2 separate regions of the Homo sapiens genome follow, and region 2 is linked to region 1. Evidence: read pairs that join two places in POLR2A ChIA-PET (ENCODE). Cell type or tissue: B cell. All regions are shown on one strand. Links, peaks and the distances in the headings refer to the core of each region. The heading gives the core; the rest is flanking DNA.

Evidence for each region. ChIA-PET counts read pairs that join two places held together with the same protein. Peaks named below come from ENCODE experiments on the same cell type or tissue, not always from the same donor. Only the 100,000 strongest peaks of a DNase experiment are listed, where the experiment ranks them.
Region 2: POLR2A ChIA-PET joins it to region 1 with 13 read pairs; 7 of 35 experiments call an interaction of 5 or more read pairs at or near these places.

The regions. Positions count from the first base shown.
Region 1 is chr3:191,320,477-191,329,193 of GRCh38, forward strand. UTS2B (urotensin 2B) reads right to left here. Exons shown (of 9, transcript NM_198152.5): 2 at 8,155-8,233. Among named protein-coding and RNA genes, the nearest start is that of CCDC50, 4.6 kb to the right of the region's middle. RefSeq lists an enhancer at 8,485-8,717 and a silencer at 8,614-8,693. In B cell, for the core only: no CTCF peak of the experiment used is centred there; no DNase peak of the experiment used is centred there; H3K4me3 peaks cover 406 bases; H3K27ac peaks cover 1,651 bases.
Region 2 is chr3:191,252,839-191,262,402 of GRCh38, forward strand. The region is part of intron 4 of OSTN (osteocrin); the gene reads left to right. Among named protein-coding and RNA genes, the nearest start is that of OSTN-AS1, 23 kb to the left of the region's middle. In B cell, for the core only: no CTCF peak of the experiment used is centred there; a DNase peak (open chromatin) is centred at 6,233; H3K4me3 peaks cover 2,689 bases; H3K27ac peaks cover 6,774 bases.

The sequences.
Region 1 (8,717 bases), core at 718-8,717:
CCAAGGTTCATGTACAAATCAATGACATGCTCTGGCATGCTTTAAGGTATAAGTCACTCTGGCTTCTGTGTCAGTAAACTCCAGGGGAATAAGAGCAGAACCAAGAAACTGCGAAGGAGGCTACGGCCAAAACCCAAGTGAGAGATGATGAGGGTTTAGACCACGGTAGCAGCAGTCAGGAGATGAGATGTGGAATTTTTGTTGTATTTTAAAGCTTGAGTTGACTGAATCTGCTGAAGGATAAATGCAGGGTGTGAAAGAAAGACAGTAAAGAATAAATGACTGTAAAGTTTTTGATGTGACAACTGTGTAAGTACAGAGGTGAAGTAAATTGAAGAAATTATGACATCAGTTTTGATTATTCCTGAATAAGTGCTAATTAAATATTCAACTTAGTATGAAAAAGTAGTCAGTCAGTGCTGTGGTTTGAATGTGTCTCTCCAGAATACAGGTATCACCAACTGATAGTATTAAGAGGCAGGGCCTATAAGAGATGATTAGGTCTAAAGGGCTTCTCCCTGATTAATGGGATTAAGACTTACAAAATAAGCTTCATGCGACATTATTCCTCAATAAATCCTCCAGAGTAAGAATAGTTAGGAAGTAGAAGAAGTTTGAGAACTGGAGTATTGTCTGAATCAGAAACACTGTAGCATTTAAATGTTTGGAAAATGGGGGCAGAAACACTAAAGACTATGATAAGAAATGATGTAAGTGTGTGTGGGGAGGGGTGGGAGTGGTTAGTTTTTATGTACAGTACAGTGGCAGTCAGTTGCCTAGCTAGGAATTCAAACTGCAGGTATTGCAACCCAGATGATTATCAGAAGGCTATACTCTAAAGGAAGTTTTAGTAAGACCTTTTAACTATTTTTAAAATCTTAGATTAATAATAGGAACTCTAAAGCATCATTTAATGAATGCAAGAAATAGGTTTTCACTAGTAAAATTGTGGGTACTCAAAATATGTGGAGATATATGAATTGCCTGAAATATTTTAACACTCTTATTTGGACAAGGTTTATGCGCCAAAGGAGCTTTTCAGCCTTTACTTTTCGCAATGATTCCCAAGGCATGATTCCAAAATAATGTCTGTGTTTGCACAAATCTTTTATAGACTGTGTAGTCAGAACCCATAGAGGATAGGAAATTGGGACTCCAACATGTTTTCAAAACTGTCTTTATGACTTCTTTGTATCTATCTGCTAATAAATGTGTATGTGTACATACAAATATGTGTATATATGATATATAAAAATATATGTGACTAGGGCCAGGTGCGGTGGCTCATGCCTGTCATCCCTGCACTTTGGGAGGCCAAGGTGGGCAGATCACCTGAGGTCAAGAGTTGAAGACCAGCCTGGCCAACATGGTGAAACCCCTCCTCTACTAAAAATACAAAAATTAGCCAGGCGTGGTGGCGGGTGCCTGTAATCCCAGCTATTCGGGAGGCTGAGGCAGGAGAATTGCTTGAATCTGGGAGGCGGAGGTTGCAGTGAGCTAAGATTGCGCCATTGCACTCCAGCCTGGGTGACAAGAGAAAAACTCCATCGGAAAAATATATATACATATATATGTGTGTGTGTGTGTGTGACTATATGTATATGTACATAACATTCATTATGTATAATATATGAACATTCATATATAATGTATGAATTTGGTGTCAGATGTACTTTTTTTGTAACCTGGTAGAAACATTTTAGGTAGAGTTGCTAGCCCATAACTATTTCCAATAATTGGCAGATAACACTATCCAAAAGAAACTCAAGTGTTGAGCATTCATTGACTTAGGTCACTTTTCCACAATGTGGTCAGTGATTTAGAGTTGTCTTGGGAGATAAGAAAAACACAAAATGAAATAAAATAACAAACCAAAAGCAAAACAATGTTTCAAACATGAAAGTAGACCTATCTTGGTTAAATGGTGAACAATTAGCCAATAAAAGGAGAATGAGATTGATCTCCGTGTTAGCAACATGGAAGTCACTGCTAATGTTAATAAGAACAGTTTGTTTTTGGAGTGGTGTAGGCAAATGTATGATTAGTATAGATTCAAGAAAGAATGAGAGAGTAGGAAGTACAGACCATAAGAATAGACAAATATTCCAAAGAGGTTTGCTGTAAATAGGAGCAGAAAACTATAATAGCTGAAGGGGACTGGAGATATGACAAATGTTTGTTAAGGTGGAGGAATTACAGCAAGTTTTAGAGGAAAAAATAATGATGCAGTAGAGAGAGAAAATTTTGGGAGTAATATCTTTGAGAAAATGAAGAAATGGGGTCTCATCAGGGCTGATGTTTAGCAGACATGCACAACCAAAGCAATAATGACTGCTAAGATACTAACATACTTTCAGGACAGTTTGTAAATAATTGCTCTTCTGAGCCCCTTGAGTGCTCCCACCTCCAACCTCCTTTCCCTTGGAACTTCTTGGACCTGCCCACCATCCAGAAACTAAAAGGTAACAATTGGAACAGAAGAAAGCCCCACAGACTGCTTTGGTGCTATGTTTGTGCTTCTGCCATTCTGGTTGTTAAATGCTTTGACTATCACTCAACTATCCAGAGTCCAAATGAAGATGTCAGTCTTAGGAGAAGTTGATGGGTTGATAGATTTGGAAAGGGTATGATGTTCAGGTTCTCTTTTCAGTGCTGTTATTTTATTTTATTTTATTTATTTATTTATTTTTGAGACAGACTCTCGCTGTCGCCCAGGCTAGAGTGCAGTGGAGTGCAGAGTTTTGCTCTGTTGCCCAGGCTAGAGATCTGGGCTCACTGCTATTTCTGCCTCCTGGGTTCAAACAATTCTCAGCCTCCTGAATAACTAGGGCTACAGGCATGGACACCATGCCCAGCTAATTCTTGTATTTTTAGTAGAGACAAGGTTTCACTATGTTGGCCAGGCTAGTTTCGAACTTCTGACCTCAGGTGGTTCGCCCACCTGGACCTCCCAAAGTGCTGGGATTAGAGGCATGAGCTATCGCGCCTGACCTCAGTGCTTTTATTTTCTCGCAAATCTAAGACACTAAGAGTAAAAAGAGGCTAGGGACCTTGTAGGTATAAGGGAAGAAGGTGTGCTATCAGTGTGTTTTGGAATAGGAAGTTAATTGATCAGGGCAATATGTAGAGTTTATAGTAGATTAGCCATGTCTTGGCATCTTGCTATGGAAGTAGAAAAGAGGAAGACAGAGACAAGGGAATTGAGGGTATTGAGTAGGGCGTGATTATCAAAATGAGCTGTCAAATTTAAGCCAGTTAAGAAGAAAATGGGTATAGGGTCAAGTGAGAGGCAGTACCAGGGTGGCAGGGCAAACAGATTATAGGTTCTTGTATAATTGAAGAATTGTTGAATGTGGGGTACCTCTAGGAGTGAGTTGGAGAGAGAGAAGTGGTACTTGGAAGACATTTGAAATTGACAAAGAATGAGTTTTTAGTAATGGCAAATTCCAGTGAAATACCCTGAGAGGAGTTGGCGGAGATGGTGCGATGGCTTGAATGTTGTGCCTTCCAAAACTCACGTTGAAATTTAGTCAGCAGCATGGCAGTATGAAGAGATGGAGACTTTAAGAGGTGATTGGGTCATGAGAGCTCTGCCCTTATGAATGCATTAATCCATTGCTGAATCACTAATGGGTTCTCATTGGAGTGGGACTGGAGGCTTTACAAGAAGAAGAGAGACCTTAGCTAGATCATTTAGCCTCTTCACCATGTGATGCTCTGTGTCACCTTGGGTCTCTGTAGAGATTCTCCACCAGCAAGAAGGCTCTTACCAGATGGGACTCCTTCAATTGGAGGCATTCATAAGTGTAACAAACACATTCATTTTCTTTATAAATTACCAGTTTCAGATATTCTGTTATAAGCAACTGAAAATAGAGTAAGACAGATGGGATAGGGTGATATGGCTTGGCGATGTTCCCACCCAAATCTCATCTTAAATTGTAGCTCCCATAATTCCCACATGTGGTGGGAGGGACCTGGTGGGAGATAATTGAATTATGGAGGCGGATCTTTCCCATGCTATTCTCCTGACAGTGAATAAGTGTCATGAAATCTGATGGTTTTATAAAGGAGAAGTTTCCCCTACACAAGCTCTCTTGCCTGCCACCATATAAGATGTCACTTTGCTCCTCATTTGCCTTCTGCCATGATTGTGAGGCCTCCCCAGCCATGTGGCGTCCATTAAACCTCTTTCCTTATAAATTACCTGGTCTTGGGTGATGTCTTTATTAGCAGCGTGAGAATAGGCTAATACAATGGGGTATAAGCTCATCAGAATAAGGAAGTCAAGGCCCGGCGTGGTGGCTCATGCCTGTAATCACAGCACTTTGGGAGGCTGAGGCAGGTAGATCACTCGAGATTAGGAGTTCAAGACCAGCCTGGCCAACATGGTGAAACCTCCTCTCTACTAAATATGCAAAAAATTTGCTGGGCGTGGTGGTACACTCTTGTAATCCCAGCTACTTGGGAGGCTGAGGCATGAGAATCGCTTGAACCTGGGAGTTGGAGGTTGCAGTGAACCGAGATTGTGCCACTGCACTCCAGCCTCAGTGACACAGTGAGACTCCATCTCAGGAAAAAAAAATAATATTAATAAGGAAGTCAAGGAAAGAGAGATCAGGTTACCAGAAGGAATGACTCTGTATGTTTATGTATACACTGAAATCATCAAGTGTTCTGTGATGACAGAGAGTGAGAAAAAAAGGTCTCATCTGTAAGGAGTAAGAAGTTACCCAGAAGTGTACAGATAATTGCAATAAGGGTATGTAGTAGGTGACAGAATTTGAGGATATGAGCTTTAAAGAAGTTGAAAATATTTAAAAATAGGAAAGACATATGTTCTAAAAAAGGCAATAAGATAAAAACCATGGCACCTCCAGGTCCAATGGGGTCTAGGGTATGTTAGAAGAAACAGCCTCTAATTTAGAGGGCTCTTGGAAGAGCAATGTCCCCAGGTGACCCCTGAGTTCCAGTAGGAAAAGAAGGGAAAGGGAATAGTTACAAAGGAGATATGGGGAATTTTGTGAGTAACTGATAGTGAATTCCATAGGGTGAGGGGACTTGAGCAACTGAGGAAAGTTGAGAGCATGAATAGGGTTGGGGAACTTACATATGTTATGAGAGTCCAGACAAAAATGCTTCAAGGCCTGGAGTAAAGAGGCCTAAACTGTACGGTTGGATTATTGTCCTAATAGTCTCTACTATGGGCTGAATTATCTGTCCCTAAGATTCACATGTTGAAGCCCTAGCCTCCAGTAATTCAGAGGGACTGCACTGCAGACAGGGTCTTTAAGGAAGACATTTGGGTTAGCCCTAATCCAATCTGCAAACTAAAAAGAGGGATTTCAGAAGAAACCAAATGTTCTGACACCTTGCTCTTGGACTTCTAGCCTCCAGAACTGTGAAAAACATATATAATAATTTCTGTTATTTAAGCCATTCAGTCTGTGGTATTTTGTTATGGCAACCTTAGAATATTCATACAGTCTTCTTGGTGAAAGTGAATAACAGTTCTAATTGCATCCTCATTTTTGGAACTGTTCTCTTAGGTATATTATGCTGATGAGCTAGGAAGCACTGGGGGCCAAGGAGACAGATAATTCTTTCCAGAAGTATAGTTCTGTGGGTCCCCTTTCCTGTTTTGCCAAGGTCCAGTGTAATTTATTCATTTGCCTATATTGTTTTTTTAACTTACTTTTAATTTGTGATTCTTACTGATAATAAAATTGGATAACTATATTTATTTATTTATGCAACAAATATTTATTGAGTGCCTATTATGTGCCAAGCACTTTTCTAGATACGCGGATATTAGGGAATCAAACAGATAAACCCCTGCCCTCACAGAGCTTACCTTCTAGTAAGGTAAGCTCTAACTGGGGGATGCTTTTGTGGAATTTGGTAGTTTTCAAACTGGAGTTTTCATTTCTTATGACCAAAGTCTCCCTACTCCAATCCAAGCATTTTATTGTTACCAAATTCACTTTATAAAAGTAGAAAATGTATCATGTAATATCCACCTAGAAAAAAAAATCAATTGATGCCTCCATATTGCCTTATAAATAAAATCCTTATTTCTCTCTATGGCATTCAAGTTGTGATTTGATGCTGAATTACTTGTTTGGCATCTGCCCCAAATTAGGGATCTGTATCCATCCTGAGAAGCCTTATGCTTTCTCTTTTATTGCAAAATGGACATTTCAGGACACCAAAAGATGTAAACTTGTTACAGAAATTCACCATATGTTCATTCCCTATAAATACTCAAAAGATACTAGCTCTTCCCCGTGTTACTGTCAGTCCTTTGCTAGAAGTTGCCTACTCTGTAATGCTGAGCTCTAATTGTTTGCTCAGCTTGGGGACCTATACAGAACAGGTGTGGAGTAGGAGAAGGAAAGCCCAACTATGGGGTGGATTTCCAGGTCATCTGCTCTAGTACCTGAAAAGGGCTCCTGGTTTTCATTACTTTTTCTGCTGAAAGCAGCCGATTCTCTAAACAATAGTTGTGGCTATTATATATGTTTCCATTTCTTCTCTAGGCCAGAAATGTGGATATTTTTATGCATATCTTACTGTAAGCACATCATATTTTAAGCATATCTTACTTTTGGCATATCTTACTGTAACAGTCACAGTCTAGGTAGGAAACAGGAGGTGCACTGTAAGTGATTTTACTGAAAAGAATGTAATGAAGAGACAATTTCAGAGGTATTAACTGGGTTAAGAGAACTAGGGGAGGCCGGGCGTGGTGGCTCGTGCCTGTAATCCCAGCACTTTGGGAGGCCGAGGTGGGCGGATCACTTGAGGCCAGGAGTTCCAGACCAGCCTGGCCAACATGCCAAAACCCTGCCTCTACTAAAAATACAAAAGATTAGCCAGGCGTTGTGGTGCACACCTGTAATCCCAGCTACTCGGGAGGCTGAGGCACGAGAATCACTGGAACCTGGGAGGCAGAAGTTGCAGTGAGCCAAAAGGAACTAGGGGAAGCCATCACACTCTAGGCCTGAAGGGACACTGGAAACAAATTGTTTTATTAGAGACCCATGAGAGCTGAGGCCATGGAAAAGAGGCCTCTACACAGGCCCTGTAGTCATAGAGGGACAGGACTGTGGCCAAAATTTTGGGTTAAAGGAAAGAAGAATACTCTGATATTTCTCTCCTCCCTTCTTTTGATTTTCTGCCAGTGCTTCCCATTGGTCAATCACAACAGGAAGCCACAGGTCAAAGGGGCCTAGTGATTTATCTGTAGGCATCCAAAGGCACGGCTTGGTAGAGAAGTAGAAACGATAGATTTGGGGAGGGAAACAGAAAATACTGCTGTTATAAATATTCTCTAGACCACAGGAAGTTAAAAAAAATTACTAGATTACAGGACAATTAAAAAATTCCCATAAATCTACCTTTCTAATACCACTTCCTTCTTATTCCCACATTTAACCTGCTGAGTGTTATCTCTGCCTAGCACTGGGGTGGGTAAACTTTTCCTGTAAAGCATATTTTAGACTTTGAGGCTTAAGAGGCAAGGTCGAAAATATTATGTCCTATTTATGTAGTGATTTGAAATGTAATTATTTGAACATATAAAAAACAGTCATTCAAATTCAGTGGCGTAGATTTGGCCTGTGGGCTATACTTTGCTACCCTCTGGCCTTGAAAGTCTTCTAAATTTTTGCTAGCCTAAAATCCACCTACTTTTCAATGTCAAGTTCAAATAAAACCTCCCCTACGTGGCCTCTCATACTGGGACTCTGAGCTGTGAGTGACAGAAAATCAACTATTACTAGCTTAAGCAAAACTGAGGATAAGTTGAGAGTTTGCGGGTTGTAGATCCCAGAATCCAGGAGTTGCTGAAATGCCAGCTGCTCTGGGGATATCCTGCTTTGCTACTGTGGTAACATCAGAACATGCCCTCTTCATCTCCCTTTCTCTTCTCTTTGCTTCTGTCTTCAGTTTGGCCTCATCATCTCCTAGAGGCAGATCTTTTCCACAAGAAACAGAATATGTAACTCTTTATGTACCCAGGAAAGTATTCTGTTTGACCTGTCTTGGTCACCCAGCCACCCTTCGATGAACCCATGTCGGTGGAGGAAGGGGGAAGAGTGATGGGGTAGTCTCGAGGTTCAGACATGGCACACGTTTGGGAGAGAAGCTCACCTCTGAGGAGTGGGGAAAGAGGCAGTTTCCCAAAAGGAGGATGCATTCTGTTGCCAGGAGATGAAACAGGAGAGGTTGTCTATTTTAGAGAGATAGAAATGTCACAATTACAATCCAATGTGTGCAGCGCTATAACAGAGATAAGTCTGACGCCTCGTTATCACCCACAGTACCTAACATCACACTTGGTAGACACATTCATGCGATTTTGATGAATGAATGACTCAGTTCTCCCAGCTGATTGTGTACACACTCTACTCCAAACTGGCCCAGAATTTTATCAGCTGCTCTTCATTCTGTACGTTGTATTTGGGGTTTTTATGGCCATCTACCATCTCTCCTCTAATTCCGGGTGCAAAAAGAGTGTATGAGAGAGAGGCAAGCATGCAGTAAACATCCTGTGTTAATCTCAATCCCAGAACCAGACCACAGAATGCTGACTACACCGCTCACGGGAAAGACTATGTTTTAGGTGACCCGTGTGGCCTTTTTGTTGAGGCCTTTAGGATACAAGGCCCCCACCTAAAGACGCGACCCTCCCGTAGGAGGGGGGCAGGGCCCGG
Region 2 (9,564 bases), core at 931-8,930, 67 kb before region 1:
GAATTAAACAGGGGATGTATCATTTAACAGAGAGCAGCTTAAAAGTCATTAAATACTGTTCACACAGTAATACAGCTGAGAGGTTCAAAAACATAAAGTTTCATTTAATCCAACCCCATTTTTTAAAACAATTCAGGAAAATGGAGCTGCAAGAGGAAATTGTCCCAAATTTTATAGACTCTTGGGCAGAGCAAAATCTGGGGTCCGGGTCTTTGGACTTATAGGCCAACATTCTCTTCGTGACCCAAAAGGCCTTCTTGGTGCTAAGTTTTCATTGTTGGATGCTAAATTCATTGGTTATACATTTCTAAGACGAACAGAAATGGTATCTCGCACTTTACAAAAATCTTTGTTTCACTTCTGTGCAGGTTGATGGATTTACTTTTGGAGCAGGTTTATTTGTGGGTTTTCATCTTCCGGGTTTCACTTTAACACTTCCTATTAAAAGTAAAACTGCTATCTAATTATGGAAGTTTTGCTTCATTCGAGGTGAAGTCTGGAACAGCTGCTCTATGATGCCTACTATAGGGGCCAAATGCCCGCTGAGGTTTTGCTAACAGTCACTGACATGAGGCAGATGGATACATACGAGAAAAGTCACACAAATTTATTTAACATTTATACCTGGGAGGCTTAAGGATGAAGACCTCAACTTTCCAGGGGGTATAGATGCTTATATAACATCTTAAGGTTACAGAAAGAATGCAGACTCAGCATGACCACAACCAGGTTTTAATAATAGTTTCAAGACAGGCTATGGGAGAGAGAATGGAAGAGGCTTGGCTAGCAAAGGTGGATTTGTTATGTAGATGAAACCTCATTGGCAGCAGCCCTCAGAGAATTTAGATGGTGAATGTTTATTTTCAGTAGTTTAAAGGTACCAAACTCTCAGCTAATCTTTCCTAGATCTGGACAAGGGAAGGGCTGGTTGCATTAATGCAAATTCTCTACAGATCTACAGATGCAAATTTCCCCCACAGAAGACACATTTTCAGGATCACTTCAGAATATGTTAAAGAAATATATTTTGGAGTAAAATACTTTTTATTTACTTCAATCCCCACTTTGAAACTTAAAAAGCGTTTCACATATTAAAAGCCAAACTAACAGCTTTGGAGAGATTTGGATTAGAGGTTGTTAGATAGAAATAGACAAAAGATGGAAAGACAAATTGGGATAAACAGAAAAAAGTAAATTTAAATATATTATCTCAAGTCTTGTTTAGTCAGTCTCTTAGTCCTGAGAATAGATCAGTTCAGTTAAATAGCTGTGTCCCATTCCAGAAGGTGGCATGGGAGTTGGACTAGGCCTCTATATGTGATGCAGATAAACAGATCTTTAATAAGAAGTATTTCTAAGGAAATAGAAAAAAACAAGGGTTAAACAGAGGTTAAAAACTGTCTAGAGCAGTCTATAGACTAGTTTTTCTAGAGTCTCTGAAGCATCTTCAGAATGCAATGGCAATATGCCAGATTATTCTGAATTGTGTTACAAAATAGGGTTTCAAGTGAACTTTCTGAGAAGTCCGTATCAGCAGGCGTGAAGGTTGTTTACATATAAGTGGCTGTTATTTCTCTCAAAATTTAAATTGTCTAACTTCAGTCTGCCGGGCTTTATGAAAAGCACAGTTTTAATTTCTAGAGATTTCAGGTTAGAAAAAAATGGAAGAAAAAATTAAAAACCTTAGTTTGGAGACTTGTAGCCAAGAAAGAATTCAAGATTCAGTCCAAACTATAGGCAAATAATAAAAACTCAAAAACAATGAATAAGGCTAGAATCTAACAACAGGTGTCTGTATAGTTTTCTTTTGAAAGATAATTTTTCTCTCTCCACTTCCCCATTTCTACCAAAGATAAGTCATAGTCCTTATTTATTTGCAAAATAAGTTTTAGTCATATTATATATTCTACTTGGTCTGATTATTTGCATGAAGTACAGCAAAAATGTGATTGGCCATACAAGGTCTTTTTAAATTGGCTTTACTGAGACTTTCCTTATAAGGAATCTCAGATTAGACTTTCAAAAGCTTCTTGAGGTTAACCAAATCAAAGATTTATTTGTGCTTGTACACACCTGTATGAATTTGGGTGAATTTCTCTCTTCTCAGGGTCCTAAAATAACTTGAGATTCCTGGGCCTGTCAGAAAGTGACATTCTTTAGTTCAGCTGTCCCCAGGCTTTTCGGCGCCGGGGACTGGTTTCCTGGAAGACAATTTTTCCAAGGACCAGGGGGCAGGGGAGGAAATGGTTTTGGGATGAAGCTGTTCCACCTCAGATCATCAAGCATTAGTTAGACTCTCATAAGGAACACACAACCTAGATCCCTTGCATGAACAGTTCACAATAGGATTCGTGCTCTTATGAGAATCTAATGCCACTGTGGATCTGACAGAAGGTGGAGCTCAGGTGGTAATGCTCACTTGCCCACTGCTCACCTCCTGCTGTGTGGCTCAGTTCCTAACAGGCCACAGACATGTGCTGGTCCGCAACCCGGAGGATGGGAATGCTGCTTTACCGCAAGTCAGGAACTTCGTAAAGAAACCACATAGGCAAGGTATCAGGCAAGTCTTTCCAAGAGGCTTTTTATTGGCTCTATAAAGTCAAACTCAATTCCTCAAAGTAGTCTGGACATTTCTAAAAATATACCACTCCACTCAAATCCTTGATGAAATAACCAGTGTCTGCAATTGTGTACTGTTAAAAAACAAAACATATTCTTGCTGAACTTACACAAAACATTATATTCCTAGAAACTAAAAATGCTCACAAATAGTTTCTAAATTCTGAAGAAGGCAGGTAGAAAGAAATATGCTTCAAATTTTGTTCACAAAAGTATGCTTTATCCAATCTGTTGTAAGATATAAATAGCCCTAAAAAAAGTGTTTTAACTCTGAAAAAAAAAACAAAAATAATCAGCAATGTTCAAACAAAAAAAGTCATTAAAATGATTTCGGTTTTCTGTTACTTTTAGCCAATGTAATTAACTCTTCTTCTGCTTGATGTTGCGTTAGCAGTTGCCATGAATGCATCAGCTTTTTAATTAGAGTCCTAAAAATTTTGTGATTTTTACCTAATCAAATTGTATAATCTCCAAAGTTATTAGAAACCTGTACTTAAGAGTACTTACAAAAGTACTTTCCATGAATTTCCAGAAAGAAGCAAACTTTGGATTGTGGCTGATTATAAACCACCTTTTAAGAAGAGTCAGAGTAAAATAATAATTGTCTGTGTATGACAAAAGTCTTAGACTGGCATGGTTAAAGAAAATTGACAAGAAAAATCAGTTATTTCTATAGCATATAACAATTTAACATAATAATTATAATTAAATACTACTGATAACATATGCTAAAACATATCAGAATTTCAGGAACCTCATACAATTTTAGAACACATCTTAATAACACACTTATATAAATATAATGCAAAGTAAAACACATTTCAGACTTGACAATGCTTCCTGTATAATTTGAACATGCCAAATAAGCTGTATATGTTTTTCTTGGACTTCCACGGGCTGTAATATTTAAAAAGGTAGTTGAGGTAAAAAAGACTGAATTTAGCATTTGAATTTTGATTTTGGAAAGTTTATCAAACATCAAAAGTTTAAAATCCTTGATATCACAAAATAAGATCACAGGTCTCTGTAAAATAAGACATTCATTTAGCCAAAATAATAATTCAGAGATTTCAAAAAGCATAGAGAGAAGACTCAGTTTCTTAAACAATCATAAGGTCTAATAAAGACAGCATGAGGCAAACTGAAACTGTCTCTCCCCCTCTCTCCTCCTTTTTTTTTTTTTGCAGCTTAGTCAAACAGCAAATAAAATTTTTTACTACCTCTTATTAATACTATATTAAAAGATTATTCAAAAGAGAAAACCAAATTTTACCTTTGTATTCATGTATTATTAATGCTAAAGCTAATTTTAATAAGTTTATAAACAAATCCATACAATTTCAGTTTTATAACCTCTTACAATTTTTAAAATTTCTTCAATTTAAAACAATCCTTAAAACCTCTAAACTAGACAAAATTACTTTCACTTTAACAAAAACCAAGGTTGGGTGTTGTGGCTCAAGCCTGTAATCCTAGCACTTTTGGAGGCCAAGGCAAGAGGACCACTTTGAGCCCAGAAATTTGAAACGAGCCTTGGCAACAAAGGGGCACCCCATCTGTACAAAAAAGTTTTTTTAAATTAGTCAAGCATTGTGGTGCAAGCCTGTAGTCCCAGCTACTTGGGAGGCTGAGTTGGAAGGATCACTTGATCCTGAGAGGTCAAGGCTGCAACGAGCCATGATCACACCACTGCACTCCAGCCTGGGTGACAGAGCAAAACCCTCTCTCAAAAAAAAAAAAAAAAAAAAAAAAGACCATAGACACACAAATTTACATGCCTTTTTATAATCCTTCTTACCAAAAACATACTCTACTTCCTTACACACTTTGCATATTTTTTCTCTTATATCTAGTAGTTTTGACTACATATAGTTATTATAGTGTTAATAATTAGTAACTTTTATTTTAGTAAAAAATCTAGGAAGTAGGTAATTTTAATTACATATCAGATGCAGAGCCCAGGACAAAAGACAATGCCTGGAGAATCTAATTTCTCACAGCATCTCCCAGCAGGGGAGGCATAACTGGGATAGGAGAGAATCTAATCTCCCAGCAGGGGAGGCATAACTGGGATAGGAAAGATGGACCAGGTGTTATCCCCCACCCTCATCATGGGCATCTGTCTAGACCTCTGAATCGAAAGGCTGTAATCAAGATACACAGACTCGGAAACAAATTAATCAAGTATCAAAAATATCAAGCAACAATTTTTTGGCCATAAACCTGCCTGATCAATAGACTCAGACAAAAATGTCTACATTAAAATTTTGAAGACATTTTAATATTATTTTACCAATAATTTTAAAACTATCTTTATTTCTCAAAGATTGCTAAAATCACATGAACTTGAAAAGCATTTGGTCTTAATTTATGAGTACTCATTTATTTTTAAATTAATGTGGTACCATGTGTAGACAATATTAAACATGTATAGCTATAAATACATATATACATATACATGTATGTATAGAGAGACACAAGGTATAGCATACACATCTGCACATGAAGACTTTATTGTTTTGATTTTAGAATTTTAGCCATAAGACAGGTAAAACTCACTAGTCTAAAAAGACAGATTGAAACTATGCCTTTGTAAATGGAAAAATTTAAGGCTTATCTGGAGTACCCCTTCTGAGTTTCAGAGAAAACAGGTAGCAAATTTATATCTCAAAGCACAGAGAGAATTTGATTTTTCAAGAAGCTTGAGTAGTCAAAGGAAGATTAAAAATGAATGCCAAGATTCCTTAGGAATTAACCGTAAGATTGCATAAGGAGAGCAATCTCATTTAGATAGGTAGCTTTTAATTCAGTCTGTGTTTTTCAAGTGGACCACTGAGGTCAGGACAGAACTCATTAAGGAACAAGGCTAACAAAGTATTTTTAGTTTATAGGGCCTAATAATTTAAATATGAAAAAAGTGGATGCAGTTAAAAGGCAAAGCATTTAGATGTTTAAAAAGCAAGGGTTTCTGAGAGTTGAACAATGAGAACACATGGACACAGGGAGGGGAACATCACATACCAGGGCCTGTCGGGGCGTAGGAGGCAAGGGGAGGGATAGCATTAAGAGAAACACCAAATGCACGCGGGGTTTAAAACCTAGATGACGGGTTGATGGGTGCAGCAAATCACCAGGGCACATGTATAGCTATGTAACAAGCCTGCACGTTCTGCACATGTATTCCAGGACTTAAAGTATAATTAAAAAAAAAAAAAAATCAAGGCTTTCACTGAATCCCAGGTACCCCCAAAAGAGGAAAGCACCATGGAAACCAGGCCACACACTTTGGTCACTTTGCCGCAAATACATTTTTCTGGGTGTTTAAACCGCACCGTTGTTCATCTAATGTGCAAATGAGTAGCCCCCTGTAGTAACAAGCATTTATTGGAAACAACTATAGTTGGCCATGTCTAACACTGTTACTCTTGCCTAGCCATTACATACACTAAGGTCAAGTCTCTCATAATACCAAATAATTTCTGGTCAAAAGCCAAAGTGATCAGGTAACACAATACAAAAGAGAGCAGAGTTTTAGACCTCACAGGAGGTTGCCTACGACGCTTAAAACTGCAAGGAAAGAAGACTCCCAGAAAGGAGTAAGAGTACTCTGAGTTACCTTCTTCTGAGTCCCTTAAGGAGTGTGAGCTGTTAGAAGTCTTTTCTAGACCTTTTCCTGTGGTACCAAAAATGGCAAAGAGGAAGGAGAAGCAGGGAGAAGTGAAAGTAAACGGGAAAACAATCTGTTTTTTTTTTTTGAGACAGACTCTTGCTTTGTCGCCCAGACTGGAATGCAGTAGCACCGTCTCAGCTCACTGCAACCTCCGCCTCCCAGATCCAAGAAATTCTTCTGCCTCAGCCTCCCGAGTAGCCAGGAGCTACGCCCCCTGGCTACTTTTTGTAGCCCCCAGCTAATTTTTGTATTTTTAGTAGAGACAGGGTTTCACCATATTGACCAGGCTGGCCTCGAACTCGTGACATCATGATCCACCCGCCTTGGCCTCCCGAAGTGCTGGGATTACAGGCGTGAGCCACCTTGCCTGGATTTTTTTTTTTAACCAAAATACACTCCCTGGTAAAATTAATAAGCCTTAACCAAGGTTCTGACTTAACCAAGGATGTATGAGGTGTCTCCAAAGAAATAAATGACCACCTCCAAAAAGTCAAAAGTCACACAGATGTCAAACCAACAGGGCCCCCTGACTGGGTATCAAAGCCAGGCGTTGATGCTGAAAGCATGGACTTTTAACTATTAGACCACAAGGCAGGATGGCTTTTATTGTTATTCCCTCAGGCAATCTCTTACAAAGGATTTTAAATGTTTTAGGTCAAATTTTTGCCCTTTAATTTAGTCAAGAGAATTTTGAAAGCTAGCTATGACCCTATTATGTATCCTTCTTTTTTTTTTTTTTTTTTCTTGAGACAGAGTCTCACTCTGTCACCAGGCTGGAGCGCAGTGGTACAATCTCGACTTACTGCAACCTCCACCTCCCCGGTTCAAGTGATTCTCCTGCCTCAGCCTCCGGGGTAGCTGGGACTACAGGCACACACCATGCCCGGCTAACTTTTGTATTTTTAGTAGAGATGGGGTTTCACCATGTAGGCCAGGATGGTCTCGATCTCTTGACCTCATGATCCGCCACCTCACCCTCCCAAAGTGCTGGGATTACAGGGGAGAGCCACAGTGCCCAGCCTGTGTATCCTTTTAATTTAATCTTCGCATCAATTGTTTGGTGTAAGATATCTCTAATTTTTTTTTTTTAATTTAGGAATTTTAGTCTAACTTAAAGGATCCGTCTTCTGGCCACCGACAATTAGGGTTTCCAGTGGTGTACTTATTCCAGTAACAACTCAATCCAAAAGCCTCTTCCTGTAAAGCCAGAATGTAATTTTAGGGCATAGACAAAAACAATGCCAAAGATTCCCCCACCAAAAATCTCACTCCCGGAAACAGGCTAAGAGAGCAAAAGACTCTTGTTGCCACAGATATTAAGGAACCCACAAATTTCTGAGGGGGGTGCCAGTCACAGTTGTGAGGGGGGTGCCAGTAATCTGTGACACCAGGTGTCCCCTCCTGGGATTGGACTTTCCCGGCATTAACCAGGCAACAACGGCTGAGAAAACAAAAGCTCCTTATGGACAGGACTTCTTATGACAAACCCCCGCCCCCGAGCTTGGGAGATTAGTAACAAAAAAAGTCTTGGGTTCCCAGGCATTTTTAGGATGGCCACCTGATGTGATCCAACAACCATGCCCTTCGGGTGATGGAGACCAGGAAAGACTGCTCCCACTTAGTCAGATGTCAAGCTCTCCAGGACATAAAACTGAACAAGAGGGAACTTTATTTGGTATCCCTCTTTATGAACAACACAGAAAGACAGAGACAAAGAAAAAGACTGTTTCTGGGAGGAAAGAGATCAAACAATATGAATATTCATACACAAAGTACCAAAAAGTACACCAGAGATACTATACCCCAAGTTAAGTCACATAAATCTTTGTCTCGCATTAATCAAAATTGTGCAGAGGAAAGAGTGATTTTTACCATTCACCTGATCAGATTACAGAGAGAGAGAGATAGAGGCCAGGAGCTTTTCTGGTAAGAAATTCTTACTCTTTTTGCCAGCAGATTAGGTCTTGGGTTCTCGTAACTGTGACTTCCAGCGGGGTGAAATTTTAATCTCGCTGCTCACTGCACCCAACTGAAGGTGCCAAGGGCTAACTTTAACCTTTGCCCCTCTGAAGGTTTGCCGAAAATCACTGACATGCGGCAGATGTAAGATTAAAAGGAGAAGAGGATACAAATTTATTTAATGTGTATACAGGGGAGCCTTCAGAATGAAGGACCCAATCTACTAATGGTGTTCAAAAAATTGTATATTATCTTGAGGTTACAGAAAGAATGCAGGCTCAGAGCATGGCCAAAAACAGGTTTTAGTGACAAGAGAGGTTATGGGAGAGAGAAAGAGGCTTGGCTAGCAAAGGTAGTCTTGTTATGTAGATAAAACCCAGCAGCCCTCAGAGAGAATAGATGGCAAATGTTTCTTTTCAGACCTCTGAAAGCATTAGACTCTCAGTTAATCTTCCCTAGATCTAGACAAGAGGAGGGCTGGCTGCATGAATGCAAATCCCCCCACAAAAAAACAGCTTTATGGAGCCACTTCAAAATATGTCAAGGAAGTATATTTTGGGTAAAATATTTTGATTTCCATCACTAGTTACCAGACCAAACACTAATTTCTTCCCTGATACGTATTTTTGAAAGGACGATAATTTGCTATTTATGCAATGGCTTTCTGAAATCATTAATATATTGTACCAAAGTTTTGAGTTTTTAGTAGGCTTTAGCTCTAAGCAACTCAAATTCAAAGAAGTATTTTGTCTAAATGTTCCTAGCTTTTCTAGATGAAATTAGCAAGTTCTAGGTCTGTGCCATTGAAATCAGAATGTCAACCTGATAAAATTAGAAATGTGACTATTGGCCGGGTGCGGTGGCTCATGCCTGTAATCCCAGCACTTTGGGAGACCGAGGCGGGTGGATCACCTGAGGTCAGGAGTTTGAGACCCGCCCGGCGAACATGGTGAAACCTCATCTCTACTAAAAATACAAAAATTTAGCCTGGCATGGTAGCATGGGCCTATAATCCCAGCTACTCGGGAGACTGAGACAGGAGAATCGCTTGAACCCGGAAGGCGGAGGCTGCAGTGAGCTGAGGTCGCGCACCATTGCACTCCAGCCTGGGCAAACTCCATCTCAAAAAAGAAAAAAGAAAAGAAACGTGACCATTAATTGTGCTACCACTTGCTGGCACATCCATTGAGACTTTTCTTCCACTAATGTGAGACACATGTTGCTGAATTATACTGAAAATTTTTATTTTAGATTTATATTGACATATATTGACATACCATCATTCAAATAAATTAATATAACTCAAATACAGCAGA